Linked DNA regions of Homo sapiens: all the other regions are linked to region 3. A link is a loop called in an ENCODE intact Hi-C map of the cell type or tissue named here. Cell type or tissue: PC-9. All regions are shown on one strand. Each heading gives the region's core, and the rest is flanking DNA. Links, peaks and the distances in the headings are about the cores only. Region 1 has its middle 26 kb from the start of LINC01800. Region 2 overlaps LINC02245 (long intergenic non-protein coding RNA 2245). Region 3 overlaps AFTPH (aftiphilin).

Region 1 (10,737 bases), core at 1,457-9,456, 300 kb after region 3:
CAAGCTTGGGCAACATGGCAAGACCCCCATCTCCTCAAAAATAAGAATAAAAAAAATTAGGAATGGTGGGGCATGCCTGTGGTCTTGGGAGGCTGAGGCAGGAGGATCACTTGAGCTTGGGGGGTTGAAGCTGTAGTGAGCTGTGATGATGCCACTACACTCCAGCCTCGGCAACAGAGTGAGACACTGTCTTTAATTAATTAATTAATTAATTACAGTGTATACCTCAGTGGTTTTTAGTATATTCACAATGTTGTACAACCATTATCACTATCTAATTCCAGAATATTTTTATCACCCCCAGAAGAAACTTTGTACCTATTGGCAGTGTCTTAGTCCATTCCTGCTGCTATAACAAAATACCCAACATTGGGTAATTTAGAAATAACAGATACTTATTTTTATTTTTTAATTTTTTTTTTTTATGCGGAGTTTCGCTCTTGTTGCCCAGGCTGGAGTGCAATGGCGTGATTTCGGCTCACTGCAACCTCTGCCTCCCAGGTTCAAGCAATTCTCCTGCCTCAGCCTCCCGAGTAGCTAGGATATAGGCATAAGCCACCATGCCCAGCTAATTTTATATTTTTAGTAGAGACGGGGTTTCTTCATGTTGGTCAGGCTGGTCTCGAACTTCCAACCTCAGGTCATCCACCTGTCTCAGCCTCCCAAAGCGCTGGGATTATAGGTGCGAGTCACTGCCACTGGCCCAGATATTTATTTTTCATAGCTCTGGAGGCTGAGAGCTCTAAGATCAAAGCCAGCAGATTTGGTGTCTGGTGAGGGCTCCATCTTTGCTTCCAAGATAGGTGCTCTTGTGTGTCCTCACATGGCATAAAAGTGAAAGGGGAAAAGGGACTAAGGCATTCCCTTTGATCTCTTTTTTATTGTTGTTGAGACAGGGTCTCACTCTGTTGCCCAGGTTGGAGTACAGCAACACAATCACAATTCACTACAGCCTCAACCTCCTGGGTTCAGCTGATCCTCCCACCTCAGCCTCCTGAGTAGCTGGGACTATAGGCATGTGCCGCCACTCTCAGCTAACTTTTGTTTGTTTGTTTGTTTTGTTTTGTTTTGAGACAGAGCCTCCCTTTGTTGCTCAGGCTGGAGTGCAATGGCATGATCTCCGCTCACTACAACCTCTGTCTCCTGGGTTCAAGCGATCCTCCTGTGTCAGCCTCCCGAGTAGCTAGGATTACAGGCATGTGCCACCACCCCTGGCTAATTTTTGTATTATTAGTGGAGACAGGGTTTCACCCTGTTGGCCAGGCTGGTCTCGAACTCCTGACGTCCAGTGATCCACCTGCCTTAGCCTCCCAAAGTGCTGGGATTACAGGCATGAGCCACCGTGCCCGGCTGTCACCTAACTTTTTGTAATTTTTGTAGAGACAGGGTTTCACCATGTTGCCCAGACTGGCCTCAAACTCCTGGGCTCAAGCAATCTGCCTGCTTCGGCCTCCCAAAATGCTGGGATTACAGGTGTGAGCCACCAGGCCTGGCCTTGACCTCTTTTATAAGAACAATAGTCTCCCTTATTGGGATGGAGTGCTTATAACTTCATCACTTCCTCAAAGGTACCACTTCTTAATACACTGGGTATTCACTTTCAACATATTCAGTTTCAACATATGAATTTTGGAGGGACACACACATTCAGATCATAGCAAGTATTCAGTCCTCATTCCCACCTACCCAGCCTTTGGCAACCACTAATCTTCTTCCTATCTCTACAGAATTGCCAATTCTGGACATCTCATATACATAGAACCATACAATACCTGGTCTTTTGTGTCTGGCTTCACTTACAATGTTTTCAAGATTCATCCCTGGTATAGCATGCATCAGTACTTCATTCATTTTTATGGCTATTCTGCAGTGATTAGGTCTATGCAAACCTGCCTCCAAAGGCCAAGGGAGTTGAGAGGCCAGAGAAAGAGGCTGGCAATCCAGCTTCTCAGAAGTAAACATTTAATAGGGATATAGGAATGGAAGCCATGTTCCTGGTGGTACGAGACAGTGAATCCCCACACCATTACCCCCCAGGCCCAGGGCTTATATACCATAGGGAAAAGATATCCATGCCTCAAAAGGAATTTGCCTAAGAGCAGGATTTACAGTAAGTAGTAAAGTAGAAATCTTAGAGGCATTCCCCAAATGGGTTTATCAGAAGTCAAAATGGCAGATTAGCATCCAAGATGGAGTTAGTTGCTTTAGCCTCTGCAATAGAGAAAAGATAGATTGTTGCCTGGAAACACATTTGGTTTATTCATTCATCTGTTGATTCCACATTTTAGCTACCTATTATATGACTATAAACATTCATTGCAAGAGTTTGTGTGAACGTAGGTTTTTTATTCTCTCAGGTACCTAGGGGTAGAATTGCTGGGCTCATAACTCGATGTTTAACCATTTGAGGAGCTGCCAAGCTGTTTTCCACACAGCTGCACCATTTCCCATTCCCAAAAGCAATGTATGAGGGCTCCAATCTCTCTATATCCCTACCCGCAGTTGACAATGTCCTTTTTCTTTTTTTTTTTTTTTTTAATTATAGCCATCCTAAGGGTATGAATCGCATTGTGGTGAAGTAGTAAGTAGTATTGCATTGTGGTGAAATCTGTCTTGTAACTAGGAAAATAGGCATTCTTTTGCCTTTGCTGTTTGTGATAAACCATGGAGGTTCTCTATGTTAGGCCAGCATAAGACAGTTTGTGGTTCTGCTTCTTCTGTTCTCACCACTGGGCCCTGGCCTGGAGACCTCCTCCTCACCGAGGACACTGTCAGAGGGACTCAGGTGGATTGGGTTCAATCCTGGTTCTGCCAATTGTTAGCGAGGATGAACTTATTAAAGGGCAAGTTATTAAAGTTTCCTAAGCCTCATCTCTAAAATGGGAATAATTTAAGTGACTGCTAATTTATTTCAAGGACTCTAAGATATACCCTTTTCACATCTTAACATCTCTGAAATAGAGATGTGTTTTAAGGTGTTTGTGGGGCTGGCAGGAGTTGTGAATGTAGTCATTCTCACCTGGACATACACATTAGAACTCGCAGATGGGATGTCAGCTGCCAGATAGAGAACCCCAGAGACAAGAGTGGAGCCTCTTTGAGGCAATGCCACCGTACCAACACTCTTGCCACAAAGGACAGCACTGTGGGTAAAACTCGGATCTCAAGGACTGGGCCATGGTGATCCCAAGAGTGGGCCCTAGATCAGAGGAAGTTTGGGGAGTATCTTCACCTGTTCATTTCACTTGTATTTTCCCTATTATCTATGCACAAGAGTGGTATGCAGTAACCATCTCTGTTGAAGGAAATCTAAAAGAGCTCTTTCAGAACTGTAAAATAAAAATTCTAAGGGCTAAGAAATACTTTGTGTCAATTAATTGACTTTATTTTCCTTTTTTAACAGTATATAAAATAATGATGTGTGTGACAATCAGTGATGAAATAAAGGTACCTACTTCCCACATTGGAAGGCTATTGAGAGGCCTTGGCAGGGGGCGGATAGTGTGCGTGGAACACTGAACACAGGGCCTGGCAGAGAGTAGTCCTGTTATAAATGTTGCTGGTTAAGAAGATTATTCACAATAACGTGCCTATTTGTAATATTATTGTAGCAGGACGAACCACTGACAAAACCCCTCAGACACTGGGTGAAGGAAGGATTTGGCTTTATTTGGCCGGGAGCCTCGGCAGACTCACGTCTCAACAGCCGGGAGCTTCGGCAGACTCATGTCTCAAGAACCGAGCTCGCCAAAGCCAGAGTTCCTGGCCCTTTTAAGGGCTTACAACTCTAAGGGGTTCCACATGAAACGGTTGTGATAGATTAAGAGCAGATGTGGTTAGAGTGGGGGGTTAACCTTTTAACCTCAGGCCTGGTCATCAGTGGCACTGGCTGGCCTTGCCACTGACTTCATTCCTGTTGTTTTTCAACTTTTTACTTCCTCCTTCTCTTCAGAGACAGGAGACAGTAAGAGAAATGGCCTCGCTCCTCATTTCCCCCTTTGAGAACCTCATTCACTAGTGAGAGTTCTCACTGTCATGTTCACAACCCAGGTCTTCCTGCCAGTCCAGTTCCATCGATTCCTAGAGTTACATACTCTCCTGTTTTCCAACGGAGATCAAGTAGTTCTAACGGGTTATAGCACACATCAGGTTGGTCACTTCCTGGGATGCATTCCTTGTACTGGGTGGCATTATACACACAAGTCCCTTTTAGAGTCCAGTACATTCATAATAACTATAAAACAGAAAGACTGTTTTAACTTTTTGCCCTACTCAGTAACTTGAACAGTCCTCAGTCTGAGGAAGGTCAGTTGAAGTCCTTACTGCACAAGTCCGAAATTTAAGGAAAATGAGTCCCACGATGAGTTTCCTCATGCTTTGGCCATGCGTGGACCCGTCAGCTTCCGGGTGTGATTGGGGCAGGGCTTGTCATCTTCTTCAAAGTCACCTTGCATGGGTTGTCTGGGCTTGGTTTCCCCTCCCAGGTCTCAGGTGCTGCGGGCTTTATGTGACTGTGGTGGATCCAGGCTGGGATTTCCTCTACTTTTATGGCTGTGGGGGTGGTCAAGACAACGGTCTGGGGTCCTTTCCACTGTGGCCGCAACGGGGCTATGTTCCAATCCTTGATCCACACCCAATCACCTTTGCTGTCTTCTGTACCGAGTCAGCCACAAATGCCAGCCCGTTGTCCAAGCTGATTCGTAAGGGCAGCCCAAACTTAGGGATGAGATCTCAGAGAAGCACACGGGTTACTTCACGAGCTTTCTCAGTCCGTGTTGGATAGGCCTCTACCCACCCAGAGTATGTACACACTAGAACTAGCAATTTCTTGTTACCTCCACATTTGGGCATCTCAGTAAAGTCTACTTGGAAATCTTCAAAGGGAGCTGCTCCAGAAGCTCGTATGCCGGGTGGGATGGTTGGACCTTGCTCAGCACTGCGCTGCCGGCAGGCAACACACTGCTGCACCACTATTTCTGGCAAGGGCTGACAGATGCGAGATGTAGAAGTACTGGCCCAACAACTTTTCAAGTGATCTTGACCTAGGTGGGTGGTCTCCTGCACAGCCAGTACGACTGCGGCTCCTCGCAGTTATGGCATGGCTATTCTTCCATCCAACAACTGGATCCATCCCTCTTCTATCACCTGCCCTCCCTCTGCCTGGAGAAGGTCCTTCTCTTCTTTAGATTAAGTAAGTACAAGGTCAGGTACCTGAGGGAGCAGGGGGACTGTGACTGATGCCCGGTAGGGGGTGGATGCTGATTTTCGAGCCTCTGAGTCAGCTCAGGAGTTGCCCAATGCAATCAAGGTGGAAGTTCACTGGTGTTCTTTGCAGTGCATGACTGCCACCTTTTGGAGCTTCCATACTGCCTCAATAACTGCAGGATCTCTTGCTGATATATGTCTTTTCCCCCAGAGTTCAACAGGACTTTTCCTTTATATAAAGCCCCATGCACTTGGAGGGTTAAGAAGGCATACCGAGAGCCAGTATAAATATTTACAGTCTTACCTTCACTTAGCTCTAAGGCCCAAATTAAAGCAATGAGTTCGGCCTTCTGGGCTGAAGTACCCTGGGGCAATGATTTGGCTTCAATGACAGCGTCCAGGGTTACCACTGCATATCACGCACACCTCTCTCCTTGTGGGTTGACAAAGCTGCTCCTGTCCACATACAGCTCCCAGTCTACTGATGCCCAAGTATGGTCTTGGAGGTCCAGCCTGCTAGAATAAACTGTGTCCAATACCTCTACACAGTTCTGTTCAACTGGGCTCTCTGGTACCGGGAGTAAGGTGGCGGGGTTCAAGGTGTTGCAAACTTCAATAGTTATGCAGGGCTTTTCACAGAGTAAGTTTTGGTACCTAGTTAGTCTAGCATTCATGAGCCAATGATGCCCTTTGGTATTCATTAAAGTCACCACAGCATGGGAGGCCTTTATGTTCAGGTTTTGCCCAAGAGTTAGTTTATCCACTTCTTGTGCTAGCAGGGCAGTTGCTGCCAAGGCCCTCAAACACGGGGGCCAATCTTTAAAAACTCCATCTAGTTGTTTGGAGAGGTAGGCTACCAGTCTTGGCCAGGGCCCCACCGTCTGGGTTAAAATTCCAACTGCCATTTTTTCTCTCTCTGACACATATAGTGTAAATGGCTTTGTCAGGTCAGGCAGCCCCAGGGCTGGGGCTGAAATGAGTTTCTCTTTTAACTCATGAAAAGCTCGTTGCTGTTGGGACTCCCATTCAAAAGACTCTTTGTTATCCCCCTTTGTGACTTCATACAGAGGCTTGGCCAGTACTGCAAAGTTTGGGATCCATAACCTGCAGAACCCCACAGCTCCTAAGAATTCTCTCAACTGCTTTCTGGTCTCAGGCTCCGGTAGGTTGCAAATGACCTGCTTTCTTTTTGATCCCAGGCTGCACTCTCCCTGTCGGATAGTAAATCCCAAGTAACATACCTGCTGTTGGCAGATCTGAGCTTTCTTCTTGGACACCTTATACCCACAGTCCTCCAGGTGCTGGAGCACGGTATCCATTCCCTTGGTGCGCCCGACTGCTGTGGGGTGTCCCAGCAGGAGGTCATCAATGTACTGGAGCAACACGCAACCTAGGTCTCTAGCGGGGAACTTTTGGAAGTCTCGAGCCAATGCCTCCCTGAAGATGGTGGGGGAGTTCTTGAACCCTTGGGGAAGCTGGGTTCAAGTGTACTGAGTGGTGACACCTGACCACAGATCCTCCCACTGAAAGGCAAACAGTTTCTGGCGCTCAGGGTCTAGTCTCATGCTAAAGAAAGTGTCCTTCAGGTCCAGGCAGGTGAACCAGCTGTCCTCAGCTGGCAGTAACCCCAACAATGTGTATGGGTTAGGTACCATTGGGTGCAAAGTCACTGTAGCTTGACTGACCAAGCACAAGTCCTGCACTGGCCTGTAGTCCTTGGTCCCTGACTTGGGAACAGGCAGGAGGGGAGTGTTCCATGGAGACTGACAAGGAACTATAATTCCAAAGGCCCTCAGGCACTTGAGATGGACCTGGATACCTTCAAGAACTTCTCTGGGGACCGGGTACTGATTTTGCCTGACTGGCTGGGCCCCAGGCTTAAATTCTATGAGTATGGGGGCCTGGTTGATTGCCAACCCTGGAGGGTTGTCTTCTGCCCACATCCTTGGCCACCGCTTAGCCAGAGCTATTCCTATCCCTTGGCCTGGCTCAGTTAATAATAAGAGTTTCCATGAGGTTCCAAGATGGCCCAATAGGAACAGCTCCAGTCTATAGCTCCCAGCATGAGGGACAGAGAAGACAGGTGATTTCTGCATTTCTAACTGAGGTACCAGGTTCATCTCACTGGAGTTTGTCAGACAGTGGGTGCAGGACAGTGGGCACAGCCCACGGAGCGTGAGCCAAAGCAGGGCGAGGCATCGCCTCACCCAGGAAGCACAAGAGGTCAGGGAATTCCCTTTCCTAGCCAAGGGAAGCTGTGACAGACGGCACCTGGAAAATCGGTCACTCCTACCCTAATACTGTGCTTTTCCAATGGTCTTAGCAAACGGCACACCAGGAGATTATATCCTGCACCTGGCTCAGAGGGTCCCACGCCCATGGACCCTCACTCATTGCTAGCACAGCAGTCTGAGATCGAACTGCAAGGCAGCAGCGAGGCTGGGAGAGGGGCGCCCACCATTGCTGAGGCTTGAGTAGGTAAACAAAGCAGCCAGGAAGCTTGAACTGGGTGGATCCCACTGCAGCTCAAGGAGGCCTGTCTGCCTCTGTAGACCCCACCTCTGGGGGCAGGGCATAGCTGAACAAAAGGCAGCAGAAATTTCTGCAGCCTTAAACGTCCTTGTCTGACAGCTTTGAAGAGAGTAGTCTTCAAAGACTCCCAGCACGGACTCTGAGATGTGAGAACGGACAGACTGCCGCCTTGAGTGGGTCCCTGACTCCTGAGTAGCCTAACTGGGAGACACCTCCCAGTAGGGGCCAACTGACACCTCATATGGCCGGGTGTCCCTCTGAGATGAAGCTTCCAGAGGAACAGTCAGACAGCAACATTTGCTGTTCTGCAATATTTGCTGTTCTACAGCCTCCGCTGGTGATACCCAGGCAAACAGGGTCTGGAGTGGACCTCCAGCAAACTTCAACAGACCTGCAGCTGAGGGTCCTGACTGTTAGAAGGAAAACTAACAAACAGAAAGGACATCCACACCAAAACCCCATCTGTACATCACCATCAAAGACCAAAGGTAGATAAAACCACAAAGATGGGGAGAAACCAGAGCAGAATAGCTGAAAATTCTAAAAACCAGAGCACCTCTCCTCCTCCAAAGGAACACATCTCCTCACCAGCAACAGAACAAAGCTGGATGGAGAAGGACTTTGACGAGTTGACAGAAGGCTTCAGAGTATTGGTAATAAACTTCTCTGAGCTAGAGGAGGATGTCGGAACCCATCACAAAGAAGCTAAAAACCTTGAAAAAAGATTAGATGAATGGCTAACTAGAATAAACAGTGTAGAGAAGACCTTAAATGACCTGATGGAGCTGAAAACCATGACACAAGAACTACGTGACGCATACACAAGCTTCAGTAGCTGATTCGATCAACTGGAAGAAAGGGTATCAGTGACTGAAGATCAAATGAATGAAATGAAGTTAGAAGGGAAGTTTAGAGAAAAAAGAGTAAAAACAAACAAACAAAGCCTCCAAGAAATATGGGACTATGTGAAAAGACCAAATCAACGTCTGATTGGTGTACCTGAAAGTGACGGGGAGAATGGAACCAAGTTGGAAAACACTCTGCAGGATATTATCCAGGAGAACTTCCCCAACCTAGCAAGGCATGCCAACATTCAAATTCAGGAAATACAGAGAATGCCATAAAGATACTCCTCAAGAAGAGCAACTCCAAGACACATAATTATCAGATTCACCAAAGTTGAAATGAAGGAAAAAATGTTAGGGCAGCCAGAGTGAAAGGTTGGGTTACCCCCAAAGGGAAGCCCATTGGACTAACAGCGGATCTCTCAGCAGAAACTCTACAAGCCAGAAGAGAGTGGGGGCCAATATTCAACATTCTTAGAGAAAAGAAGGTTCAACCCAGAATTTCATATCCAGCCAAACTAAGCTTCATAAGTGAAGGAAAAATAAAATCTTTACAGACAAACAAATGCTGAGAGATTTTGTCACCATCAGGCCTGCCTTACAAGAGCTCCTGAAGGAAGCACTAAATATGGAAAGGAACAACCGGTGCCAGCCACTGCAAAAACATGCCAAATTGTAAAGACCATCGATGCTAGGAAGAAACTGCATCAACTAATGAGCAAAATAACCAGCTAACATCATAATGACAGGATCAAATTCACACATAAAAATATTAACCTTAAATGTAAATGAGCTAAATGCTCCAATTAAAAGATGCAGACTGGTAAATTGGATAAAGAGTCAAGACCCATCAGTGTGCTGTGTTCAGGCGACCCATCTCACGTGCAGAGACACACATAGGCTCAAAATAAAGGGATGCAGGAAGATCTACCAAGCAAATGGAAAACAAAAAAAAGCAGGGGTTGCAATCCTAGTCTCTGATAAAACAGACTTTAAACCAACAAAGATCAGAAGAGACAAAGAAGGCTGTTACATAATGGTAAAGGGATCAATTCAACAAGAAGAGCTAACTATCCTAAATATAAATGCACCCAATGCAGGAGCACCCAGATTCATAAAGCAAGTTCTTAGAGACCTACAAAGAGACTTAGACTCCCACATAATAATGGGAGACTTTAACACCCCACTGTCGACATTAGACAGATCAACGAGACAGAAAGTTAACAAGGATATCCAGGAATTGAACTCAGCTTTGCACCAAGCAGACCTAATAGACATCTATAGAACTCTCCACCCCAAATCAACAGAATATACATTTCTCTCAGCACATCACACTTATTCCAAAATTGACCACATAGTTGGAAGTAAAGCACTCCTCAGCAAATGTAAAAGAACAGAAAATATAGAACACTGTCTCTCAGACCATAGTGCTATCAAACTACAACTCAGGATTAAGAAACTCACTCAAAACCGCTCAACTACATGGAAACTGAACAACCTGCTCCTGAATGACTACTGGGTACCTAATGAAATGAAGGCAGAATAAAGATGTTCTTTGAAACCAATGAGAACAAAGACACAACATACCAGAATCTCTGGGACACATTTAAAGCAGTGTGTAGAGGGAAATTTATAGCACTAAATGCCCACAAGAGAAAGCAGGAAAGATCTAAAATTGACACCCTAACATCACAATGAAAAGAACTAGAGAAGCAAGAGCAAACACATTCAAAAGCTAGCAGAAGGCAAGAAATAACTAAGATCAGAGCAGAACCAAAGGAGATACAGACACAAAAAACCCTTCAAAAAAAAAAAAAATCAATGAATCCAGAAGCTGGTTTTTTAAAAAGATCAACAAAATTGATAGACCACTAGCAAGACTAATTAGGAAGAAGAGAGAAGAATCAAATAGATGCAATAAAAAATGATAAAGGGGATATCGCCACCAATCCCACAGAAATACAAACTATCATCAGAGAATACGATAAACACCTCTACGCAAATAAACTAGAAAATCTAGAAGAAATGGATAAATTCCTGGCACATACACCCTCCCAAGCCTAAACCAGGAGGAAGTTGAATCCCTGCATAGACCAATAACAGGCTCTGAAATTGAGGCAATAATTAATAGCCTACCAACCAAAAAAAGTGCAGG
Region 2 (10,737 bases), core at 967-8,966, 330 kb after region 3:
CAAAAGGATCAGAGAGAATATTATACAAGTTCATTCCTTGAAGGTGGGACTAGGGGTGGGTTGAGCTGCTTAAGAAGACCTGGAAGGCGAGGTCCAGGGAGCTAAGTAAAGCCATGGAAGGAGCTGTTGTTGTCCAGGGATGGGCTGAGTCAAGGAGGCACAACCAGGAGGCAACCCATGCTGGGGGCTGAGAGAATTGGATCGTGTGTGAAACTGAAGGAAGGAGAGGACACACGTGGTAGGAAGAGGGGATCAGACAAGTGTGGGGGAGGCAGATGGGAGGCAGTGAAGGTGCCTTTTAAATTCCTGATCTCATGCTTTGTAAATGTGGTGATGGGGGCACCTTTTCACATGGTACCAACCGTGCTTTCCCAGAATGGGGTAGCTCCTTAAAGAAGACATATACACAGAAGGACGAAATTCTTTTTTTTTTTTTTTTTTTTTGAGTCAGAGTCTTGCTCTGTCACCCAGGCTGGAGTGCAATGGCATGATCTCGGCTCACTGCAACCTCCGCCACCCGGGTTCAAGCGATTCTCCTGTCTCAGCCTCCTAAGTAACTGGGATTACAGGTGCCTGCCACTATACCCAGCTAATTTTTTTGTATTTTGAGTAGAGATGAGGTATCACCATGTTGCCCAGGCTGGTCTTGAACTCCTGACCTCAAGTGATCTGCCCGCCTGGGCCTTCCAAAGTGCTGGGATTACAGGTGTGAGCCACTGCACCTGGCCAACAAAATTCTTGTGTGCATTGATTTTTCTCTACTTAGATCTGTTCATACTTATGCTGTTTATTAGGTAACCCACGCTTGGAGCATTGCGGATGAAACTTATGAAATCTTTGAAAACATAGCCTTTTAGATCAATGCAAAGCACACGTTAAGATAAATCTGGGGTCCAGTTGTGGCAGCTCATGCCTATAATCCCAGCACTTTGGGAGGCCGAGGCGGGCGGATCACCTGAGGTCAGGAGATCGAAACCAGCCTGGCTAACATGGTGAAACCCCGTTTCTACTAAAAATACAAAAAATTAGCTAGGCGGGGTGGTGAGTGCCTGTAATACCAACTACTCAGGAGGCTGAGGCAGGAGAATCGCATGAATCCAGGAGGCGGAGGTTGCAGTGGGCCGAGGTTGCACCATTACACTCCAGCCTGGGCAACAAGAGCAAAATTCCATCTCAAAAAAAAGAAAAAAAAAGAGAGAGAGAGATAAATCTGGATAATTTCTGAGTCACACTGCGAGGGATCAAATCCTGGCTTCTATACGATATACGAATTTGCTCTGCAGCTTTGGGCAAGTGACTTCGCCCCTCTGTTCTTAATTTATAAAGTGGAGATAATAAGAATACATTTAGTTCCAGTAAGGTTGTTGAAACTAACATAAAACCCAATCCAAATGGGCTTTAACAGGAAAAGGGAAATTACAGGCTTATGTAATTCAAAAGATCTAATGGTAGCATTCAGGTGTGGTTTGATCAAGACTCCGGTTCAGTTTCTCTGAGATTTCCTTTGACTTTGATCATAGCAGCAAATTGGGTAGGAACGCAGATTCCCCTTTGCACAGCCTGCCATCTAGGAAAGGATGTTCACACCCAGCATTCCTGTCCGTGGTTCTAAGACTCACTCTAGCTGGACTGGAATGGTGACCACCCACAGAACCTCATTGTGGGCAGGGTTAATGGGCTGAGCCTAGGGCCACACCCCACCCATGGAACCAGGTATGGAATTGGCTTCCCTGGAACCTACTGGACTCCTCTCAGAAGTCAGAGGCTGCTGGGAAGAAGGAAGGGAAAATACAAGCATGGGAAGCAAGCTAGAGGAATTGTTACCGACCACAGGTTCTTAGGCACCCATGCAATAGCAATTGACAGGAGGCCAAACAAGTTTCCCAGACAAGACTTTATGGGCGCTTGTGCTCCAACACAAGGAAACTAGCCCACAAGCAAGAGTTCTTGGCTGGCCCCACTGAGGGGAGTGCATTTCGGTGTCTTAAGGAGGGTGACATGCATAATTCATGAGGTAGGTGAGCCTCACTACATGTGCGGGGTGGAGTACAGGGTGTGCAGGCATGGTAAGGAATCATGCCAACACATACTGTTGTGTGAGCAGAAAATAGCAGATAAGCCCTCCTCTGGGCAGGGATTTTAGTATTATAATGAGGCAAGGGGCAAATATCATTCTTCGGATCTTATGTGCATGCAGGCTGTAGGATTAACTCCCTTGAGTAAGATTTAGGGTGGATGCTGCTTATCTTAGATTCTTCAAGATCGCAAGGTCAGCGGGGATGCGTTAGAGTGATGGTGGTGCAAAGTCTGCTAATTGACAGGTGTGGGAGTGGGGGCCTCATTCCAGTGAGGGCTGAGTCCTGTCCCTATGCTGTCTCACAATCTGCTATATCCATGCACACTGTTTTGACCCATGACTCCTCCCCCAGCAGTTATGGCCTTCTGGTGTCCTAAGTTAACCTTAAAGAAGCAACATAGAGCTAGTTTGTCATGGGAAATTTTGACAGACTCATAAAGGAAAAGACATGATAGGTCACAGCAATGCCATGTCTATACTCATTTCCAAGAACCACATTGTAACCCACATGTGTATTGGTTGTGAAACTCTTAAACTCTTTCTCCAGGGCCAGAGTATGACTTTTGTGGGTCTCCATTTTTGCCTTCATCATCCCTTTCTTCTATAAATAGTACTAAGAACTATATTACTAAGTTGATACTGACAGAGTTCAAGACATAGTATCCACAAATATAGCACGTTGGCATTTGAGAAAACAGCAGAAGCAGGGAGGCCACTCTCACCTTCTCCTCACTCTGCTCCCCTGAAGAGGGCCTTAAGAGAATTATCTGACCTTCCTCCGAAGAAAATCTTCATTCCAGAGATGTCCTTCCTACACCCAAGGAAAGGAATTTCCTTTTCTCTGAAGACACAGGAACACAAAAAAGAATCTAAACAGGACTTGCTAAGTACTTTCCAGTTTAATATCATTAGATCATAGTTTTTTATCCTCCAATCATACTTCTGCATGGCTGTCTATAAAATACACAGTTTTTTCTGTTTCTTTGGGCCTTCATTTCTGAGTGTTCCCATGTTATATAATTTTCTTTTTCTATCTTCTTTTTTTTTTTCTTTTTGAGAGAGAGAGAGTCTCACTCTGTCACCCAGGCTGGAGTGCAGTGACACAATCATAACTCACTGCAGCCTCAACCTCCTTGGCTCAAGTGATCCTCCAACCTCAGCCTCCAAAGTAGCTGGGACTACAGGTGTGCACCACTGCACCTGGCCAATTTTTAAAATTTTTAGTAGAGACAAGGTCTGGCTATGTTACCTGGCTTGCCTTGAACTCCTGGGCTCAAGTGATCCTTCTGCCTTGGCCTCCCAAAGTGCTGGGACTGCAGGCGTGAGCCACCTTGCCCAGCCCACATAAAATTTGTATTAAATAAATTTGTGTGCTTTTCTCTTGTTAATCTGTCTTTTATTATAGGTGCCTCAGCCTCGAACCTTGTGATGAGTGAGAAATCTTTCTCCCCTACGGTATGTCTGTATTAACATTATATATTAAAACATTGTCTTCTAGTTAAAAAAAAATTGAAGCATTTTCATGAGCCACTAAAATTATCATGAACTCTGGGCTCTGCCCCAGCTGTGCCTGATGGATGGGTCCACCCTGCCTTTATTCCCAATGCACTACAGGAGAAAAGTTTCAATGTGCACCTTGCCGAGAATTTCATCTTCTTTATGTTGCCCATGGCATTTTCTGAGCAGCTTTCCTGGAGCTCTGTCTGCCATCTTGCTTATGAAAACCCCAAGTTGTGTAATGGTTACCTGACAGAATGGGAATCCAGATCTCCTTCAGGATACAGCAGGATGGAGGCCTGCAGAGATGGCCTGAAAATAAGTAGCTGGATCCTAAAAGAGTGGAAAGGCAAGTGTTCTGTGCAGTGTTCAGGCATTGAAGCCGTCCTCTTAGTGAATGAGGAAAGAGGAAGAACCCTAAAATGATCCCAATGGCCTGCACACCTTCCTTCCTTCTGTTAAGTTTCTATGATCATGAGTAGGTTCATCCTTTTATTAAAAAGTTTAATAAGCCAGGCATGGTAGCTCACGCCTGTAATCCCAGAACTTTGGGAGGAGAAGGCAGGTGGATCCTTTGAGCGTAGGAGTTTGAGACCACCCTGGGCAACAAAGTGAGACCCTGTCTCTTTGAAAAAAAGAAGTTTAACCAATCTTGGCAGGTTAAGTTATGCTGTGGTAACAAACGACGCCAAAATCTCAGTGCTTAGAACCACAAAGATTTATTTTGTATCCATCCTACATGCCCTTCTTGGGGTGGCTAGGGACTGTCCTCCATGTCCTCCTTACTCAGGGAGCCTAGCGGATGGAGTGGCGCCGTCTGGAACCGGGACAGCAGTAGTGGCAGGAAGAAGGAAAATGTGGCAAATTGCAAATTGGTTGGTGAGCCTGCCACTGGGAAGTGACCTGTGTCACTTCCACTCGCTTTTCTTTGGCCTCCAACACTGATTCAGAAGGCGGGGAAGTACGATTTCACCATGCTTCCAGGGGGGCAGAATAAGAATATGCAGTGGCCAGCCTCAATGATTGCTGCAATAATTTTCATCTTTTTTTTTCTTTATCCTTTCATTCTTACAAAACTTGCACATGGTAACCAATAGCTCCATTCTAGGGTGAAGGAAAGAGCCTGAGTCTCTGCTGTGGCTGGGGACAGGAAATGCACCCACCTGCCAAGCTGCTGGTGACACCTGGTGGCAGCCAGGAAGCCCCAGACTCCTGAGGGAGGAGCAGTGTCCCTATTCTCCGGCCCCCAGGTGAGAGTTCCCAGCACTGGCTGGCCTGCTGGGCTGAGCAGGTATCTGGGGATGAGGACTTAGGAGTATGAAGGCCAAGGGCTCCCTGGGAGGGAAGAGAAGGTTTCTCCAGAGATGTTCACAGGGCGTGGGATCTCTAGGTAGTAAAAGGAATGCAACCTGGCTTCTTGCTCCCAGAAGGTGAAGCCAGACGTATTGTGATGTGTGGCAATCTAAATGACAAAATACTTTGTGGACACGGTTGGGAAGTACAGATAATGACATTACATCATGTCCATTACATAAACGAAGTGAAAAAAAGGTAGATACAAAAATAAGACTACAAATGACAGTTTGAAAAGAATGTTGTGTGTGTGTGTGTGTGTGTGTGTGTGTGTGTGTGTGTAGCAGGTATGAATAAGTCCACAAACTATATGGGCAAGACATATTTGATTCCTTTATTTCCTTTTAATCAACTTAGTCCTGCCTCTGAGCTCTCATTCATCCTGATAAAAATTTGTCCCCAGTTATTTTTAGGGTTTCCCACTGCCATGGTTGTGCTGGGGTCTCTCGTCCATAGCTGCAAAACACTGGCATTCTCCTGTGATTTTTGAGTCCATGGATACAGCCTTCTTCCACTCCACACAGTCCGTGGAAGCCCCCCATCTGGCTGGGGTACACGAATCAATCTTGGTGGGCCCGGAGACTCGATTCCTCAGAGGCACCCTCTGCAGCGTCACCCCGGAAGTCTTGCCACACCACCCACCCCCCATTCTCACCTCTCCTTTCTGCCTTCTTCCTTCTCTCCCACCTGCCCCTCAGAACACATACTCTTGAATGAGTTTAAGTTTTTCAAGAGGAAGAAGTACATCAGCCTTGCTGAAATAATCGAATAAGGGGATACCAGCAACATGGAAACCAGAAACCAGCCTGGACAACCTGGTGAAACCCCGTCTCTACTAAAAAAAAAAAAAAAATTTCAAAAATTAGCCGGGTGTGGTGATGCGTGCTCATAGTCCCAGCTACTCAGGAGGCTGAAGCACGAAAATTGCTTAAACCCGGGAGGCGGAGGTTGCAGTGAGCCGAGATCACACCACTGCACTCCAGCCTGGGCGACAGAGCAAGTCTTTGTCTCAAAGTAATAATAATAATAATAAACATTGAATGTACCTCTTCCTCAGGGAAAGGAGGTTAAATAAAGCTGGATTTCCATCTGAAAAGGGAGATAGAGGGGAAATATGGACAATAACATATGAAGTAAGAGTCAGAAAAAAATCTGTACATGTAAATAGATGTATATGGAATCACCTCATAATGTCACGGTGATTGTTTATGGAGAGTGAGGTTGCAGGTGAGTTTTATTTTCGACCCCACCTCTGGTACTCATGACCTTTGTGTGGCCCTCTCCCACTCTGTAACAGGGCGAGTTTGGGTGACCTATAGAATACAGCAGAAGTGAAGGTTCGTCACTCCCCACTGAGGCTATATAAAGGGCTGTAGTTTCCATCTTGGACACTGTCTCTCTTGCTCTTTCTCTCACATCATTTATTCTTAAGGGAAATTTTGTCCTGAGAAGCACTATAGAGGGGCCCAGCCATGGCCTCCTGCCAACAGCCACATGAGTGAGCTTAGAACCAGACCCTAGCAGGCCACTGATGCAATCCATCTGTAGTCCCAGCTAGTTGGGAGGCTGAGGCTAGAGAATTACTTGAGCCCAGGAGTTCAAGGCAGCAGTGAGCTATGATCACAACGCTGAAAAAGCAGCAGATCCTGCAACCTGCCAAGGCTTCACATGAGAATAGCCCTGACAACATCTGGACTGCAACCTCTTGAGACTCCCTGAGTCAGAACTACCCAGCATATTTCAGACGAGACCATAAAAGAGGAAGAAAAGAACCACCTGGCTGAGCTGCTCTCAGTGATAGTGAGATAACAGATGTTTGATATTTTAAGCTGCTGGGTTTTGGAGATAACCTGTTACACAACAACAAATAACTAACACAGTATTTTCCCCGCAATTTTCAAGTTCTATATAATGTACATATATTGCCTTACAACCAGAAAAAAAATGTTTTCAAAGATCAAGTAAATCCTTCATTCCAGTGTGATACAGAACAACCTGTTCAGTTGTCTGTCTGAGTACCATCACTGCTTTGCACACCTGTACCCACTGAAGTCCATGTGGTAAGACACCAGCTACACACCAGGGAGGCCTGAACAGGGGTTGGTCTTAATTTGGTTTTGCCAGAGAACTTCGTGTTGCAAAACATCCCATAAAAAGGGATGATTCTTTTCGTGTGATGCAGGTCTTGCAAATGTAGCCAAAAATCAGTTAATTCCCTCAGGAAATTGGATAACATTTAAACCTGGTTAACTGCCTCAAACGTTGTATAAAGTAATAAATAGCATTTGACTATTACCAACAGCTACATTTTGTTTATAGAGGATTTTCTTTCTTTTATTTTTTTTTATTATTATTTTTTTTTAGAGACAAGGTCTCCTTCTGTCGCCCAAGCTGGAGTGCAGTGGTGCAATCACGGCTCATTGCAGCCTCAACCTCCCAGGCTCAAATGATCCTCCCAGCTCAGCTTTTTGGGCACCTGGAACTACAGGCACATGTCACCACACCCAGCTTGGATTTCCCAAAATTGGAAATGTACATTTTTCTTTTGAAGGTCAGTGGGCCTAGAACAAAATGTGGCATGGTAGGGAGAATGCTGTCCTTGAACCTGAAGCCTTCCCTCTGCCAGGAACAGCTCTGTGGCTCTGCAACAAGTCACTTTGCCTCTCTGGCCAGTTTCCTTATATGTAAAACAGCAGTGTTGAATATACTATCTCTAATGACTCCAAAAATTTGTTACCCTATATAGTCTTGCTTTAACCTACCATGGTATTTTGGCTCTTGAATGACAAGCCTGAGCCCCCACTCATGATGGATGTTGCACTATCCAGTATGGAGGCCACTATGTGCATGTGGCTAAATTCAAATTAATTTAAATGAACTAAAATTAAAATGTATTTCTCTGTTGCAGTAGCCATGTTTCAGGTGCTCCATAGCACCTGCAGCCAGTGGCGATGTATGACACAGCGCAGAGTTAGAGCACTTCCACCATCACAGAAAGTTCTACTGGACAGCTGCTCTAGGGCCTCACCTCTCCAAGTGTGGTCCACGAACCAGCAGCACCACATTACCTAGGAGCCCTTAGAAATGTAGACTGGGCTCAGACTGGGCACAGTGGCTCACGCCTGTAATCCCAGCACTTTGGGAGGCCAAGGCAGGCTGATCACCTGAGGTCAGGACTTCAAGACCAGCTTGGTCAACATGGTGAAACCCCGTCTTTACTAAAAATACAAAAATTAGCCAGGCGTGGTGGCAGGTGCCTGTAGTCTCAGCTACTCGGAAGGCTGAGGCAAGAGAATCGCTTGAATTCAGGAGGCGGAGGTTGCAGTGAGCTGAGACTGTGCCATTGCACTCCAGCCAGGGCAATAAGAGTGAAACTCCGTCTCAAAAAAAAAAAAGAAAAGAAAGAAAGAAAAGAAAAGAAACGTAGACTCTTGGGCCCTACCCCAGATCAGCCGAATCAGAATCTGGATTTTAACAAGATTCCCCAGTGCCTCCTGCAGGTGTGAGTTTGAGAAGCCCTGCTATAGGGAATGTTCTCTGCTGAGCAGGTGACTGGAAGGACAGAGTGGTGGTTAGATGTGTGTCCTCGGCCGGATGCAGTGGCTCATGCCTGCAATCCCAGCACTTTGGGAGGCCGAGGCTGGAGGATCACTCGAGCCCAGGAGTTAGAGACCAGCCTGGGCAACATAGGGAGACCTTGTCTTTACAAAAACATAAACAAAATTAGCCGGGCATGGTAGTGCATGCCTGTGGTCCCAGCTACTTGGGAGGCTGAGGCAGGAGGATCACTTGAGCCTGGAAGGTCAAGGATGCAGTGAGCCAAGATCGTGCCACTGCACTCCAGCCTGGGCAACAGAGTGAGACCTTGTCTCAAAAAAAAAAAAAAAAAAAAATTGTGGCCTCTGTGACCACACTCAGCGGATGTGTAGCCTGGCTACTTCTTGGCTGTGTGAACTTAGGCAAATTTCTTAACCCTTCTGGGCTCCAGTTTCCTTATTCAGAAAATAGTATCCATCTCATGGGAAACTCTGAGGCCATAACAATATAAGACAATTATCACAGTGCCTCCCTAACACACAGTAAGTGCTCTTTAAATGACAGTTTTGTTATTTTGGGGTTCTGCAAGGTTTCAGGTTTCTGACAACCCCAGGCCTTGAGATCCAATGCAGACAACAGGCCAAGAGCGGCTCTTCTCCTTTCTGCCACAGGGTGGCGCTGTGTCACAACGTCCTTTCCTCTCCCGCAGACTTGGAGCTGGCTCCCCGGCAGGAAACCAGAATTTGAGATTTCCGCTGTCTCTGTTTCCGATTACTAAGCACGACCGGGCAGCCTGGACACCGATCCAAGCATTCATCTGGCAGATAATAGGAAAACAGTCCTCAGCTTTGTATCCAGTTGGAATGCAAAAGTAAGGGTCGAACCAAGAGTTCAATAAGGGCTGTGTGAAAGTGGTCGTGGAAGCCGGAGACTCCTGATGGAGGGCTGGGGGCAGGGAAGTTTCGGATTTTCTGTATCAGCTGTGCAACGACTTGTGTTCCTTGAACCACATGTTCAAACTACAGCCCTTTGCTGGCCAAGTATATGGGTGTGTGTGTGGGCGGGGAGTCGGGGTGGGGAGCCTGTGGGAGGTGTGGGTGTGAGAAGGAGAGACAGAGAGAGGATTTTTAATGTTTTGAAACAGGGTCTTGCTCTGTTCTCAGGCTGGAGTGCAGTGGTGCAATCACAGCTCACTGCAGCCTCGACCTCCCTGGCTCAAGCAATCCTCCCGTCTCAGCCTCCTGAGTAACAGGGGCCACAGGCATGTGCCACCATGCTCGGCTAATTTTTTATTTTTGGTAGAGATGGGAGTCTCCCTATGTTGCCCAGGCTGGTCTCAAACTCCTGGGCTCAAGGGATCCTCCCATGTCAGTCTCCCAAAGTGCTGGGATTACAGGTATGACCCGCCGTTTCTGGCTGGGATTTTTTAAGGAGTCGATTTCTAAAGTTTCTCAAACTTGAGCCTACCTCACAGTCACCTGGGGAGGCTTGATTGCTTGGCCATAGTCTCAGAATTTTCAATTCAGTGGGAGGTCTGGCCTGAATAATTTGCATTCCAAACAAGCTCCCAGGTGATGCTGACGCTTCTGATCCAGGGACCGCCCTTCACTACCCTAAACTGAAAAGCTCACCTGGACCAAATTAGATACTCCTAGTTCAAGAGAAGGACATCACTCCAGAGGAAGTTCCTTTAACACCCCACCCATGGTGACACCCTCAGCACTCTTAGGAACCTCTTAAGTCCCCCTTGGGCCATGTCAGGGGACTTGTCAGCCTGAAACCCCATGTGGACAGGAAAAGTGGCTACAGGGCCAGGAGCTAGGGTTATTCCCAAGTTAAGGTCCCCACTTCCCTCCAGACTCTTAATTCATAACTCTTGCTGTGTCCTGAGAAGGGTGATTAAGACCCTCAAAACCCTGCTTAGTCCCACTTGTGGCACCAAACCTGCGGAGAGCACTCTTTTTGCCTGATGCCACCAGTCCAAAGCAGAGTCACTTCCCCCTAGAAATAGGAAACAGCAGAGGTCTGGATGATTCTGATGGGGGTGTTGGACATTTCAGAGGGAGGGTGGACAACTCAGATGGGACCCCCACTGGTTGATACAGGCTGATTGGAACAGTCATGACCAGAGAGAGTGTCCTAAGAACAAGCCTGTGTCCTCCTCTGAGTTCCTCAGGCACTAGGGCCTCTGCATGTATGGCACTGATCATATACTGCCTGGCCATGAGTCGTGAGCTTTGCTATTCTTTTAAAAAGAGTATGTGGCCCAATCA
Region 3 (10,737 bases), core at 2,630-10,629:
TTTTGCTGTTGTCTGGTGTCTTCAGTCAAATCAGATATCTGGAAAGCATCCAATTGAATTAATATAGTGCTGAAGGAAAGCCTGGATGCACTTTTTGCTGTTGTCTGGTGTCTTCAGTCAAATCATCATGCTTTTTATTAACAAACAACTTCTTTAAAAATGTATACTATTTCTGATTACTGTTTCAGAGTTAAAGGGGAACAGTACAGCTTGAGGTTGCACATCAGGGTAGGGTAGTTATGACATTCTTTATTATGTTATTTTATTTTAAACTAAGTTAACACATTGGTGCGTGTCCTGAAACTGACAACTTTGTCACTTTTTAAAAAGCATTAATTAGAAACCAATATTACTAACATGAAAGATTGATTTGGGCATGTACAGTGATTTTTAATGTTGGGTTGAGATTAAAGTATTGTTTCCCTTTAACGGGTACGCATTCCTTTCGGTCTTTCTGGTATGGCTTCCAGTTTTGATTGAAGCAACTGAACTCCTAAAACCTTACTAAGTGTTACATTCTTTACATTGTACATGAGAAAATGTACATTGAATTAAATTGTTATTTTAGAAATGTCCTTAGTAATGAAAAGCTAATACTGTACACATTGTTTTAATGTTGATTTTTAAAATGTGTAATGATTACTAATTATAACCTGCATGTTCAAGTGTGTGTCTTACCCCTTTTTACACATAACCCCTCCTCCCTTGGCTTACCTTCTGTGTGGCTGCCTACCAACACGGTCACTGAATTTCAAGCTAGTGGAGGTTCCACTCTTCTGAACCTTGATTTCTTTGGGCCCGTGGATGACAGTAGCTCTAGCAGCAGCACCACAATCCCAGGTCAGCAGAGTGTTAAAACCACAATTCCAGTTTATTTACTAAAAGCATGACCACATCACTTGACTTTCCTATAAACAAGGAAACAAGTAGATTGTATTCTCTATAATGTCTTTTTAATACTTTTCTTTCATCTGTTGTTATTTTCTAGTATCTGATTACAAAAAAATGACTTATGTATTTCAAGGAAAACTTTCTAATATTCAAAGCTGAAAGTAGTTTCTAGGAATAAAACATCCCTAATGTCCTTAGACAGTTAAAGGCAGGGCTGTTGGTTTTTTTTTCCTCTAAGTGGAAAATGTGATATTTTATATGCTTATTTTTAAAAGCATATTCTATAAAGCCATTTGAAAAAAATACAAGTTTAGAGATAGATAGAATATTTTAGTATACAAAGATGACTTTACATTGTAGTGCCTGTAATAATATAACCTTTACAAATTCCAGCATTCAATTAGTTGTTTATTAGTGCTGCTAAATATATAATTGGGTTCCAAAATGTTGGAGTCTAGCACTAAGTATATAGTCCCACATAGAACTATTTCTGTTTTTATGTAGCTCTTAAATAGAAAGTATACTGTTAGTTTTCCATGGGAAAAAAAATGTTACAAAAGTTAATAGTAGAAAATAATTGCTATGAGATACTAAAAGCTAGAGATTAAAACTTACTGGAGTGCCTGTTAATGTTCAGCCCTGCAAAAGTTCAGTTCATTGACCAAAGGACTAATGTACTTTGTCACTTTCTAACTGAATAAAAGATTAAAATTATAATGGCATTTTTATGTTTACATTTTATTCAATATTAATAACTGTCATCCCAACAGGTGATCTGGTAATCATGTCCATTGATCACCAGACAGCTGTTGGGGTGCCGTAGAGATGCCCATGCCCAGAATGCATAGTGAGAGTCCCTTTCTGTCCCCACTAGTGGCCAGATTCACAACTAGCCTGGTTCCTGAGAATTCACTGGTTTTGTGCTATTCCACTAGATAGTGCTACCACCCACTTCCAACAGTTGAGCAGCCATGATGGGCTGTGGATGGGGGAGACTAACAGTCAGCTCAGAGTGAACCTGGGACCTAGGATGCCCTTCTTGAGATCTGGTTATGCAAATCTGATTCTGCTGCAGGGAAGTTCCAAGGTCATTTGGTATAGAATGACTGGATTCCTCAAATCCAAGCCCCTGGTTATTCTTACTGTTTTCAAGATTTTGCAAGCATATAAAAAACCAATCTGTCTGGTTTTGACTTCAAAATGATATTGTACTATTTACTTAAATTACTTCTAAATTTACATTTGATCTGTGCAGTGACCTGGGTGAGCTAATTGTCTGACATTTTAGAATACTTACGGGGGGGTAGGAGGGACAACCAAAAACATGTATATCTTTTTGTTACTGTATTCCCAAGAATTATTAAGCTCCCATTTTAAATTTGCTCTCAGCTTTGTTTTGTCATAAACTGTATTATAATTTGAATGAGGTCACTGTTTTTCTTTTGGATCCCTAAAAACCTGGTTTAAATTTAATTTTTGGTTACATTTCAAACTCATTTAAAAACCATTCATAGGAGCACAAATAACGTGGCTATATAAAGAAGTACAGAAATGACCTGATAATCAGGCTCAGTGTACACAGCTGCGAGAAGAGCAAGCGGTTTCAGAAGCTTAGAGCTGTAATGGAAGTGAAATCAGCATGGTCAAATGCAGTTCTCATTACTTTGGAGCCTTTTAAATATTTTTGTTCAATATTTTCATTAATATGCTCTAGATGCTATATAAATTTGATTACTATATATTTGCTTTGGCTTCTTTTTATTGCTATTGGGTTTTGTTAAAAGTTACCATCAAGCTACAGGTATCAACACCTTCCTTAGTATTCCATTTCATCACTTGCTTGCATTTTTTCTGACTTGTTTCTGGGAAAGTCATTTCGTCTTAGCTTGCGGTTATTTAATTATTTTGTGTGTGAGACTTAGGAGGTTGGCATAGAACTTGGTTGGCTAGCTTTAGTTATGTAACTAAACCATGCCTCATTAAGGCTCTGTTAAAAAAAAAAAAAAGACCTTCCATTAAAAAAATTACTCTCCAATTATTAAATAGTTGTCTTGTTTTTGAAAAATCTAATCATAGTTTTGGGGGGGGTTTTGGTGTGGTGGTAGTTATTTGGGGGTGTGATTTTGTTGTCTTTTTTTTTAATCTGCCTCTTTACTGTTTGACAGTCAAGTGGCCAGTATTTTATAAACCCAACTAAGTTTTTACTAGCACTTACCTATTGCCAGTCAGAATGCAGTTATTTATTCTGCCTTATACACTAGACAGCAACTTAAATTTTGTGGTTGCTGGAATCTAGCCTTTAGAGAGGGAGGTACTTTGGGCTCATGTAGTCCCTTTACAGACATATACAATTTTTTACATTTTAATTGCAACCCATATTCTTATTACAGGAACACAAAGGAAAGTCCTTTTAAAGTATATTTTGAAACCGTACCTTAATGAAATACTGAGAACTTGGGAGAGTCAATATACATTTTCTATAGCCTTCCTCCCTTGTTAGACTTCGTAACTGTGGAAGTCGCTTTTGCTTGTCTGATTTCTGTAAACATCTGAGATCTGTGTTTACTTCTGTAAAGTTGGTTAATAGAAGTCAGTTTCTGATTTTTTAATTTTTTAATATGTTAAGTATCTTAAAAGGAAAAAAACTTGTTAATCTAAATATATGCATTTATATATGTTATTTATATATAACTTGATCTGCTGATCTTACAGGGCATTTTTTTAAAGAAATAATAAGTAAAAATTTCAGAAGCTCTAAGACATTCTTCCTTAGAATTTTGCTTTGCTGTTAACGCCCGGCAACTCATGAACTTTTTTTCTCAAGTTATTTGCTGGTACCAGGAGAGTGTAGGATTAAAAATTTTTTTTTTTACTCTGAATATTATTCAAAGTGTAACTTAAGTTTAAAATATTTAAACTGTTCTTTTTAATGTTATTGTTGTCATCATTGCTATAAATCTGTATTACATGAGAAATACACAAAGTTATATGTATTTTAATGCAGTCAGATGGGGGAGATTTTTTAAATCAATTTTTGCAATAAATCTAACCCTCTGAGCTTCCTTTTGAATTACTCTAACAAGATATTTGAACTAATGACTACCAGATTCAGACATGAGACTACAGAAATTAACCCTGTAGACAAGAATTTTCATTTTGTTCAAAAGTAGTACTTTTACTCACCTTTTCTGAAAATCTTTTACCCTCCCCACCTCTAACCTGAAGAAAGAGCTATGTGGTATATGTTTATGATTAGTCCTTAGTCATGATTTTTTTTTTTTTTTTTTTTTGAGACGCAGTCTTGTTCTGTCACCCAGGCTGGAGTGCAGTGGCGTGATCTCGGCTCACTGCAAGCTCCGCCTTCCGGGTTCATGCCATTCTCCTGCCCCAGCCTCCTGAGTAGCTGGGACTACAGGCGCCCACCACCATGCCCGGCTAATTTTTTGTATTTTTAGTAGAGACGGGGTTTCACCGTTTTAGCCAGGACGGTCTTGATCTCCTGACTTTGTGATCTGCCCGCCTCGGCCTCCCAAAGTGCTGGGATTACAGGCGTGAGCCACCGCGCCTGGCCAGTCATGATATATTTAAACTAACCAGATCATTTACCATGTTTGAGACTTTGTGGTAGCTTCTAAATCTTTTTCTGTGGAAGAAAATAGAGAAAAAATAAGGAGGTGAGGAAACAGGAAAATTTTTAAAATGAGATTAGTTAATTGAAAAATGGGGTGTCACATCATGTGCATTCTATTTATAAAACATTGATAATTTTATATCACATCCTAATCCAAATTGGGGGAGTTTTCTATAGCAGATAGAAATTTTAGAAGTATTTGGGTAGCATCTGCTGCATAAATGCTAGCTTAAGGATATATTCGTTCCAAAATGGAATTTGAAAAGTCTTTTCCTGTTTTATAAAAACTCCAAAAAGTGGAGTTTATACTGTAAAAAATAAATGCAGTATTGCAGTGTTCTAAAGATATGTTCTGTTTGTAAAACACTCAGATGTTTACAGAATATTGCCTTTTGCATCTTGGATTGTGGCTAACTGGGTAACCCATTGCAGCCTGCCATCACTGACTATCATTTTATACTATAAGGTGTGGATCCGGAGTTGTATGAGTTAACAACTTCTAAGCTGGAAATCTCCACCTCAAGCCTCAAAGTGACTGATGCATTTGCAAGACTCATGTCTACAGTAGAGAAGACAAGCACATCTACCAGGTAAATAAATAGTGTCAATTATACCCACATTTTGAATTCTGAGATAAAACGACCCAAAGGAAAAAGCATGTCAGTTGACAGCATTTCAATATATTATATCACAACTTGCTTTATAAAAGTCAGTCGATGCCCAAGTCCAGAAAATATTATCAAATTATGTTTAATTATGAACTTTATTAGAACAGGATTATTTCATAAGAGATTGGCCAAGGCTGACAGATGTGGTTTTCTTCCCCCACCCCCTGCCCCCCCACCTCACTTTGTAGAGACTAATTCTGATTAAGTATTGTGATCATAAAGCCATTATAGAAACACTCTCCCTTTCTCTTCATAATTACTGAGAAGATCATCTTTGAGAACCCAGTTTTGTAATCCTGGAGTCACCTAGGCTGATCTTTTTACTTGCAGGCTAAGATGGTTCTTGGAATTTTCATTGACATGCACCTCTGATTTGGGAGGTAAAGCCTTACTTTACCAGGCTTTCTAGAAGCCCCTTCAGAGGCATGGCCTATTGAAGAGCAATTACCATCTCCCTGTGTTGGAACTAAAGGCACGGAATGTCACTCGGGCCATGTGTTTGCGATTCAGAGAATCTTTAGTTTCATATGATTAGGCTAGTACAATCCATTGCTTTGAGTTATTGTTAACCATAAGACTAAGCCAGTTTCTAACAGGAAGATACTATTCTGAACCAGGAAATCACTAGTGCAAAAGCAAATACTGGTTGATTGACACGCCAGCTCTGCTGTCTCAAATCTGTGATGCATCAGCATTTTAAAGTGGAACTATTTACCTATTAGTTGCCTACTTTAAAAGAAGTGTTATAGCTCTTTCTCCTGAATAAATACATCCCAATCACATGTTAAATTCAGGTTTATATTTTAAATAGATTCTTCTATAGAAAGACATCCATTTAAAAAAGCCTTTTTTATTGTGAATAATAAATGTTTCTCTCTCTTAACTTTAGCTTGAATTATCATATTGTCTTTTAAACTTTGTGTGCTTTTATTCCCCCAGATTTTTCTTATTGCCTTTAATATTTATAATTATGAAATACATTATTATACATTAGACTACCCTTAACTTTTCCCTAGAATGGCTTTGTAGCATGTAAATCCTTGTTTGTCTGCCAGTTCTCTCCATTGTTCTCATAGCCCCATGTCTTTGCAGTATGCCACCTGGCATTGCCAAAGCCTCCTCTTCAATGAACCTACTTGTAAATGTGGCTATGTGGCTTTTTTTAAATTTTTTTCTTTCCAAATAAATCACTTCTTCAAATCGAAACTCCTCTCATAGAAAAAAATGGATGAGAAATTTGTATATGTTAACTAAAAGCTAACACACATTTGACTTAAAAACCAAAAAGGATGCTTTTATTGTTTGGGTTTCCCCCTGCTATTTTTAGGACAACCCTTTCTGGGACAGTTCTACTCTTTCCTTCCTTTGTTTCCCCTGCAGTCTCACTGACCAAAGAACTATAGAAGTTTTGAAAATCCCAATGATGAGAATTCATTTCGTGCCATTAGGAGGAGCTCTAAACCACCTTAACTTGTTCTCCTAATTCGTTAACTCATCCTTGAAACATGCTGAATCTAGAGAACTCTTCCAAGCCCTATCACTTTAAGAAGCTATTTTCATTTTTTCTCTTGTTCTATACTAATAGGGAATGAACTAATAATGTATCCTGGAGTTAATGTCTGCTAATTCTGTATTGAGTTACTCGCTAGGACCTGTCCAGCATCATATTTAAAACAAAATAAATTGGAGAGAACAGGTTGCCAACTTTGTATTTTCTGTTTTGAGAAATGTCATTTGAAAATGGTAAAAAAATACAAATGCCCGCAAGTCTTAAAATACTGTAAAATGTCCCAACGAGTGATTCTCAATCGTACAGAGCAGAGACAGGCTGGTAGCATAATTTCAGAAAGCATTTTTAGTATCTTATTTTTAGGTTTTCTTTCATTTTTCTCTTGAATAAAGTAAACTGCAAAAAATAAAGCTCAGCAAAATCTTCTTGGCTATTGCCAATAAGCAGAAGATAAAGTGAAAAGGCATTTTGATAGACTATAGGGTAAGAAGGAGTTAAACAGTGGTCAAGGTAGAAGAAATTTGACATGGACCAAACAATATCCAGTACTCTTTACTAAGTGCCTTTGAGTGTCTCAGGGAATTTATATGTGCTCTTCTCTTTTGGAACACAAGTTGTGAAAGTGACTTCTCACTTTGAGTTTTTTAAAGAAGTGCAAGTTCTTAGTTTTAAAATAGTTCCATCTTCTTGCCTAACTTTCCTAATATGGAGGAAAATTACTTCCTATTCTAAATCACTACTAATTAGTGACAGCTAGTTAGTAGCCATAGACCTGTAACTGAAGTTTATGCAGGTCAAAGAAATTTTATTCTTTTTTAGGCCTTTTTATTGAGATAAAAATTTATAATTCATTCAGGTGTTCAATTCACTGGTTTTTAGTATATTCACAAGGTTGTGCAACCATCATCACTATCTAATTCCAAAACATTTTTATCACCCCAAAAAGAAACCCTGTACCCATTAGCAGTCACTCCTTATCCCTCTCGTTCCCCAGGCCCTGGCAACTACTAATCTGCTTTCTGTCTCTACAGATTTGTCTTTTCTGGTTATTTCATATAGATGGAATTCTATAGTCTGCAGCCTTTTGTGTCTCGGTTTTGCTTAGCATTCTGTTCTCAAGTTCATTCATGTTGTAGTATGTATCCGTATTTGTTTTTTGGCTGCATAATATTTCATTGGAAATAGCACATTTTGCTTTTCCATTAATCAGTTGATAATTGGGTTGTTTTCACTTTTTGACTATTATGAGTAGTGTTGCTGCTGTGAACACTTGTGTATACGTTTTTGTGTGGACAGATGTTTCCAACTCTGTTAGGAGTGGAATTTCTGGGTCTTATAGGAACTCTAACTTCTTTGGGGAACTGCCAAACTTTTCCAAAGTGATGGCACCATTTTACATTCCCACCAGTAATATACATTCCAAGTTCTCCACATTCTTACCAACACTTGTTATTGGTCTTTTTGGTTATAGCCATCCCAGTGGGTTTGAAGTGATATCTCATTGACATTTTTGTTTGCATTTCCCTGATAGCTAATCATGTTGAGCATCTTTTCATGTGTTTATCGACTATTTGTATATCTTCTGTGGAGAAATATCTGTTCAGATCCTTTGCCTTTTTTGTTTTTGTTTTAGTAGAGACAAGGTCTCAGTATGTTGCCCCAGGCCGGTCTTGAACTCTTGAGCTCAAGCGATCTCCCTCCTCAGCCTCCCAAAGTATTGAGATTACAGGCATGAGCCACTGTGCCCAGCCATTTGCCTATATTTTAATTGGATAATTTGTCTTTTTATTGTTAGGTTGTAAGATTTTTAAGTATATTCTGGATACTAAGCCTTTATCAGAGAAATGATTTGAAGATATCTTTTCCAATTCTGCAGGTTGTCTTTTCATTATCTTGATAGTATTCTTTGACACACAAAAGCTTTTAATTTTGATAAGATCTAATTTTTCTTGTGATTTAGGTATCATATCTAAGAAATCATTGCCCAATTCATGGTCACAAAGATTTATACCTAGATTTTCTCCTAAGAGTTTTATAATTTCAACTCTTACATTTAGGTCTTTAATCCATTTTGAATTAATTTCTGTATATGGTATGAGGTAGGAGTCCACATTCATTCTTGTGCAGGTGGATATCCAGTTGTCTGAAAACTGTTGAAATGATTTCCCCCACTGAAAGGTTTTGGCACATTTGTCAAAAACAAAAATTAAAAAACAATTGATCATGTTTTTTTCCTGGACTCTCAATTATATTCTCAATTATATTCCATTGATAAAAAGGATAAATCTTCACTAGAGAGGAATAGATCAAAATTAGGTCACTGCCTTTGAGAAATGATCATGATATAACTTTTTATTTTCAAATTCTCCTTAAGTGTTTGCTTCTTCCCATATTCTAAGAAGACTAGCTCACACCCATGCACAATGACCACAGATAAATGCACAAACTATGAACTGTGTAAACTTTTTATTTTAAAATATAATTTCATATTGCCTCTGAAATAAGGCAATTGTTTAAAACCCTAGAATAATCTTTACCAACTGTTTCTTAGGTAAAAACTTATTTTTTGCTGTCTGTTCCTACACCCAAACTGCACTCCACAAATGGGAAAGTCCATTTAGGTGCGCATTTATTCACTGTTGTTTTAAATAACCATTTATCATTATAGAAGTAGTAAAGTATATTTTTAGAAAGTTAGGAAATCCGGACCAAAAAAAATTAAAAATGAAAGTATCACATTCTTACCATTCAGGATCACTATAATTCCTTAGTGTAATTCTTTCAGATCTTTTCCTATGCAAATACATATATGGGGGGGGGGGGGGGGTTTCCACCAAAAATGAGATTTTAGAGGTCATAGTGAATTGACCTCTAAAATTGACCTAGTCTTAGTCAGTGATCTCTGTCCATTTCAGTGAGTTTTCATTTCATCTACTTAGGCTATATTCAGATTTCTCCAACTATCCTTTCTCAGCTTTGTACAAACCAGTATTCAATTGAAGACTATTGTACCTGGCTGTTGGGGCTCTTAAGTCCCTTTTAACCTAGCATATCTCCTCATTCCTTCTGTTTTCTTATTAACAGTAGCTTATATAAAGATTAGTATAGGTGTCCTACAGAATGTCCTAAAAGCTCTGGATTTGTCTGTTTGCTTCCTTCAAGTAATATTTGCTGTGTTCTCTATCTCCCTATTTTCCTGTAAATTGGAAATTATATCTAAAGGCTTGCTGAATTCAGGGTAAATATTTTGGCTAGAATGCATCCTAGGTGTTATATCACATCAGAAGATCCATACATCTGGTTGACTCCATTGTTAGTGGTGCTGAGATTGACGATTGGTGAGAAACTGACCTTTTCCATTATACAGTTCCAGGTTTTCACTTGTCATGTATCTGGTTTTACTTTGGAATGATGCAGATATCCAGTTCCCCATCAAACGTCCACATAATAGTTTTGCCACTATTTAAGTGCAATTAAAAATGTAGATTTTCATCAGAAAAAAATGTTGGATTGCTATTCCATTCTTCTAAGAACCTAGTACTGAATGCAGTATTTGGTTCATCTGCTATATGCCTGATGCTTTTTCCCTTTTGAAAAACTTTAGTCCTAAAAGTCGTTGGATTTTTCATTCATTCTATAAAATCTTTTTATTTCAGTCTGGATTCAAAGTGGTAACAGAAAAGTCCTAGGAATAAAAAAGCCTGTAGCTATCCTTCCTTTCTTGCTTTACCTCCTGGCTTCCTGCACCCCATCCAAGGAAAAAGGAAACATTTAGGTCAAAGAAATACCTTGTGTCACATCTAAGAATACCAGCTATCCTTTACCATAAAAGAGAATTATTAGGCTTTTTATAATGAACAACTTGAAATGATTTTTGGTCTAAAGCGAATAATATGTATAACTACTCCTTTAATATATTTAATATCCCAGAAAAAGTTTGAATTGCAATCATGTGCCCAATTTGAGGCTCATTTGGCATTTTCTGTGGCTCACCTGCTGAGTAGACCTGGGTCACCAGGCATTTTCTTGTCTGTGTT

Evidence for each region. Hi-C counts contacts between places; a loop is a spot of excess contacts. Peaks named below come from ENCODE experiments on the same cell type or tissue, not always from the same donor. Only the 100,000 strongest peaks of a DNase experiment are listed, where the experiment ranks them.
Region 1: it touches region 3 in a loop (5-fold over the local background); 50 of 110 quality-filtered maps call a loop at or near these places.
Region 2: it touches region 3 in a loop (14-fold over the local background); 4 of 110 quality-filtered maps call a loop at or near these places.

The regions. Positions count from the first base shown.
Region 1 is chr2:64,883,806-64,894,542 of GRCh38, forward strand. No RefSeq gene overlaps it. Among named protein-coding and RNA genes, the nearest start is that of LINC01800, 26 kb to the left of the region's middle. In PC-9, for the core only: a CTCF peak has its summit at 5,330 (motif pointing left); a DNase peak (open chromatin) is centred at 5,296.
Region 2 is chr2:64,908,678-64,919,414 of GRCh38, forward strand. All of the region lies in intron 1 of LINC02245 (long intergenic non-protein coding RNA 2245), which reads right to left. It overlaps LOC124906172 (small nucleolar RNA U13), which reads right to left and starts at 9; the gene lies at 1-9. RefSeq lists enhancers at 2,719-2,768, 6,815-6,894, 7,808-7,997, 8,368-8,417, 9,428-9,507. In PC-9, for the core only: a CTCF peak has its summit at 4,764 (motif pointing left); a DNase peak (open chromatin) is centred at 5,004.
Region 3 is chr2:64,580,434-64,591,170 of GRCh38, forward strand. AFTPH (aftiphilin) reads left to right here. Exons shown (of 10, transcript NM_203437.4): 8 at 757-840; 9 at 4,989-5,112. It overlaps LOC105374773 (a long non-coding RNA gene), which reads right to left. Exons shown (of 7, transcript XR_007086343.1): 4 at 715-908. Among named protein-coding and RNA genes, the nearest start is that of LINC02579, 22 kb to the right of the region's middle. RefSeq lists an enhancer at 1,985-2,044. In PC-9, for the core only: CTCF peaks have their summits at 6,632 and 6,831; a DNase peak (open chromatin) is centred at 6,688.